Regions from separate parts of the Homo sapiens genome. Here region 2 is linked to region 1. Evidence: read pairs that join two places in POLR2A ChIA-PET (ENCODE). Cell type or tissue: A673. All regions are shown on one strand.

What was found. Peaks named below come from ENCODE experiments on the same cell type or tissue, not always from the same donor. Only the 100,000 strongest peaks of a DNase experiment are listed, where the experiment ranks them.
Region 2: POLR2A ChIA-PET joins it to region 1 with 10 read pairs; 5 of 35 experiments call an interaction of 5 or more read pairs at or near these places.

What each region holds. Positions count from the first base shown.
Region 1 is chr12:54,228,392-54,230,891 of GRCh38, forward strand. No RefSeq gene overlaps it. Among named protein-coding and RNA genes, the nearest start is that of MIR3198-2, 1.8 kb to the right of the region's middle. In A673, no CTCF peak of the experiment used is centred here; a DNase peak (open chromatin) is centred at 1,440; H3K27ac peaks cover 641 bases.
Region 2 is chr12:53,738,266-53,740,765 of GRCh38, forward strand. LOC105378250 (a long non-coding RNA gene) reads left to right here and starts at 1,329. Exons shown (of 5, transcript NR_189099.1): 1 at 1,329-1,623. RefSeq lists an enhancer at 954-1,743. In A673, CTCF peaks have their summits at 2,157 (motif pointing right) and 2,380; a DNase peak (open chromatin) is centred at 1,476; H3K4me3 peaks cover 561 bases; H3K27me3 peaks cover 284 bases.

The DNA of each region.
Region 1 (2,500 bases):
AACAGAAGCACCTGTTTCCAGAAGCAGCATGGGGGAGAAAGAGCTCATAAAGAGTCCCAGATTGTTATAAGAAATAATTTGATGGGGTTAAAATTAAATGTCCAAATTGAGGTTGCTTATGGAATTTAAAGGGGATGTTGAGAACATGGGGTGGAGAGACTAGAAAAGGAAGAAAAGAAGACAAAGAGAAAAATACACACAATATAGTAGACAAAGGGGAGAAACCATAAAAAATACAGCCTCACAAATAAATGCAGAAGCTAAGAGAGAGGAGGGAGCCAGCAACTGGAAAGCAAGATGTTACAGCTGCGGAGTGGGAGGGGAAAGCAGGAGAGCAACAGGGAAGAGGAAAAAAGGCCAAGTAGCCAAAGAGCTGAGAATCAGACCCTTCCCTTCATCTGTCTTCATCTTCTCTGTGACTTTAAGCAGGTGAATTCTTGGGGTATTCTCACAGTGGCTGCTGCCTCATCTTGGCCTGAACAACAGAATCCCCGCAATGCCTGTGTGGCATGCCCACACACACCAGTTGGCCCCCAGCTTTCACCTTGTCTTCCTGTTCCCCAACACAGATGCACAAGTCACTCTCAAGGCTTGGGGAGCACTTTGGTGTGTCCACAGGATATAATGGGCTCTCCTCTGCACACACTCACATTCAGCAGCCCTCAGTACTGGGGCTTTCACCCCCAGCTCACACTTACTTCCAAAGAGCAGAGGCTGAGGGCTGCTGACTCTTAACAGAGCGATTTAGAACTGTGTGCTCAGGCCAGGCGCTGTGGCTCACACCTGTAATCTCAACACTTTGGGAGGCCGAGGCGGGCAGATCACTTGAGGTCAGGAGTTCGAGACCAGCCTTGTCAACATGGGGAAACCCTGTCTCTACTAAAAAAAAAAAAAAAAAAAAAAAAAAATTAGGCTGGGCACAGTGGCTCACGCCTGTAATCCTAGCTACTCAGGAGGCTGAGAGAGGAGAATCGCTTGCACCCGGGAGGCGGAGGTTGCAGTGAGTTGAGATCATGCCATTGCACTCCAGCCTACGCAACAAGAGCAAGACTCTGTCTCAAACAAAACAAAACAAAAATTAGCCAGGTGTGGTGGTGGGCGCCTGTAGTCCCAGCTACTCGGGAGGTTGAGGCAGGAGAATCGCTTGAACCTGGGAGGCAGAGGTTGCAGTAAGCCAAGATTACGCCACTGCACTCCAGCCTTGGCAAAAGAGCGAGACTCCATTTCAAAAAAAAAAAAAAAGAAAAACATAGAACTGTGTGCTCAGTGATCCAATGAAGGGGATTCCCACACAGTGATCCTCCATTTTCCCCAGGCTGCCAGTGCTGCACTGATTTCACAAGCTCTGAAGCTCTTTAATGAAGACAAAAGGAGAGGCAAAATTGCCCAGTTCCTGACTTCTCCAGCACACTGAGGCAAGATTCCTGGGAGGAGAGCTATGAGCAATGATGAGGTCATCTGAATGAACGCCATGCAGGCACAGCCCCTCACTGAGGGAAACAAAAACCAAGACATAGTTTAGGAATACAAGCGTGGGTGTCAAAACCCTGGAGTTGTGCTTTCCAGTGGGCCTGAGACAGAGACAAAGTGACATGATGTTTAGAGAGCAAGAAAGAGATCGAAAGGGAAGAGGGCAAGCAGTCTCAGGCTTCCATGGTAGGAAATAAATAATGTCCAGAAGGGTCTGGCTCTGAAGTGGACCAAATGGCTCTCCTGTCCCATGTTTATGAGGTCATGGACCATTAAGCCAGCCAACCTACAGATGTCTTCATAAGACTTTACGAGATTAGACTGGGGAGACCCTATAACTCAGCAAGAAAGGAAAACAAGAGGGGAGAATTGCAGGTAAGAGATGGTAGAAACAAGTGCTCCGCTCCAGAGGCCTCACATATCAGTGGGAGGATATCTGGGTTTGGTGACCCCTTCATCTTCCTCACTTCTCTCTTCTGTGAGTTTCTGCCTATCTCCATTAGATTCAGGGCTACATCAGGCTTATATTATTCGATAATTTCTTGATTATCCACATACTTTCCTCCTCCTAACTTCCAACTGACCTCACACCATGTTCCTGACCTGCAAGCCTTCCATCCTCAGAGAAGTTTCTTTGGTATTTGTGAAGCAAATCAGAAAGATAAAATACAAAGTTTACAAATTCACATATTTTCAAACCTGATTTAGACTGCATTTGCTTGATGTGGTATTCCATAAGTTCTAATAGCCATGAGATGACTCTTCCAGGGATCCCTAGGTTGCTGAAGCCTAATATTTATTCTCTGAACCATTAGGAGCAGAGAAGAGCATGGAAACCAGGAAAGGTACACACTGAACCAGTTAAGGAAATAAGAGTAGGAAACAGGATACGCATTATCTTATTTCCTCAGGCTTGCGCCAACCTGTGGTTATTTGCAGAAAGTCAGAGACCAATAATCCTTAGAAAAGAAGCCCATGTTCTCCAAGTCTTGTTGCTCTTTCAGAAATTGAGCTGACACTCCAGGGCCCA
Region 2 (2,500 bases), 490 kb before region 1:
GCAGGAGATCCCCTCCGCCTGAGTTTTGGGATTCAGCGAGGTGTGGCGGGGGAAGGGGAGACAAAATAGAGAAAACAGGCAGCAAATGAGATGAGACTGCGGCGGGGAATCTTTGGCTTCCATGTGGAGGCGCGAGTCCCGTTCCCGCACACGGTAATTGCTAAATTACCCGCCATCTGCTCCGCTCTCAGACATAAATTACCTGCGAGGAGGAAAGACGCAGAGGCTGCGCACTTTCCTTCCTCTCCCCCAGACCCGCGCAAGGCGCTGAGGGGGTCCTCCCTCCGGCAAAGGCGGAGGGACGGCCTGACAGGAACAGTGTGCACTTGCCTCTGTCCTCCCCCGAGGGACAGTGGCCTGGGGTGACCGAGAAACCTGGCCCTCCCAAGGTCCCCGGGCTGCCAAGGAGGACCCTTCGGCCTTAGGGCGGAGCCTCCCCCGCCGCTCAGGGGAGGTGGAGCTCGTTGTGGTGGGCGGGGCTTTCTCCAGGTGGGACCCATCGCCTAGGCAGGTTTCCCCGGCCACCCTCTTCCTTCTCCCCCACTCCCTGGCGCCCACCACTCTGCTGGTGGGGAGGTGTCCCCAGCTCTCGTTGACTCCCCTCCCAGTATCCCAGAAAGAAGAGAGGAGAGCAGGCAGAGGGCAGGAGGAGAGAGAAAAGGGTCACACCCCCTTCCTTTCATTCTGCTCTGAACTTTGTCCCTCCCCCGCTAGATTCTGAAGGGTGAGCGAGGTGTGAAAGCAGATGTAGGAGAGATGACTTGAAATGGGGCACAGTGTAGGGTGCAGCCGGTTAGAGCGAGGGAGGGAATGGGAAAGCTATGCCCACTGCCAGGCGGGGTTCTTTGGGGAGATGGGCAGGCAGCCTGGGTAGGGTGGAAAGTGGTCAGGCTGGGGAAGTGAGCAGAGTGGGAGGTGGGCAGGAAGAGGGGGTCGGAGGGATGGAGGCGGGGCAGGATGGGAGGTGGGAGAAGCGGGATGAAGACTCAGAAACGAGCAGGTAGTGAGTCGTCTGGGTGATGAGCTAGAGGAGGATCAGAGTCGGAGAGAGGGGAGACAGCAAGACGTTTAGAAGCAGTTCAGGCCCTGGAAGGAATGCAGGGAGCAAAGGCTATGGCAGGGAAGGCAAGGGTGTTTGTGGGTCCTTGCAGGGTCCCAGGAAGGTGAGGGTGAGAGCCCCAGAGCCACTTCTTGCTCTGTGGCCGAGGCCTGACTTCGGAGGGGAGCCGAGGAGGCCACCTATGCAGCAGGGATGGGCGCCAGCCCTCCTTCTCCAACCCCAGGCACCTGCAGGGGTGTGCCCATCAGGGTGGGAGACGGAGTAAGCCGAGTCCCAGCTCTGAGCGCAGAAGCTAGTGGGGTTTCTTCGGAGCGATTGTTTAGTATTCATGGGGCGACGCAATCTCTCCCACATCTGCTTAGCACAGCAAGTCCTGTCATATAACTGTCTCCCGCACTGTCTGTCCATAAAGAATGTCTCGGAATTGGTGTAATTCAGAGAAATTAATGACGACTTTCCGCGGGACGGCTCCCTGGGGGATGATTAACACTTCATCGTCCATCTGATGCGCGGGGCCCAGCACTCCATCGCGAACATTTGGGCCGTGGCCAGCCGCATTAAAGGTTATTACGGAAAACGCGACCTGCAAACGGGCGAGAGGCATGATGGACCAGGAGGGGCGGGGGCCGAGGGCGAGGGCGGGGGCGGGGGCCGAGGGCGAGGGCGGGGGCGGGGGAGTCAGATCGGAGCTGCCCAAGTCCGAGATTAAGTTTCCCGAAGTTTGCGCACCTGTGGGGTCTGAGGCTGAAGGAGACTGGGTTTCTGCTTCAGTGACGGCAGGACAGGGAGGGTGTTGGGGAGCCGCTCTCCCTCCACCTCCACTGCAGGGGCTAGGGAAGGGAATGGGGACCCTTTTCATGGGTGGGCACATTGCTGTTGGAGGTTTTCCCTGCCTTTTACTCCTCACAGCATTACTGGGTTTTATTAACCTCACCTTACAGGTGATGAAACTGAGGCTCAGAGAGGTTATGTAATGTTCCCAAGGTAACACAGCTTGTTGAGACGGAGGCAGTATTTGAACTCAGGTCCTTGTCTCATGAGCTCTTGCTCTTTCCACTACACTAGGGGGCAGAAGTTCTTATGCTTTTATGTGTCTACCTCAGCTTCCTGCACATAGGTGGCAGGTGTTCGAAAACGTCTGTTGCATGAATGAATGAGTTACCTTTGCAGGCTCCATTTCCGTGATCTGGACCAGAGGTCCAGAGATCTGGAGGCAGGGAAGAGGATATGGTAAAGAAGTTCTAGTTTGGGCTAAGAAACTCAAAATAGGTTTCCTGTGAGTTTACATGCATTCTGCTGGACATTCTAAATCTCTAGAATCTAGAAGCCTGGGTTCTTGATCCTTAGTCAGTAGAAAGGAATAGCAGAGGATGTGCGCATGAGTGTGAACAAGTGTGTTTGATGAGTGAGTATGTGTAAGTTTGCATGTGATGTGTGTCT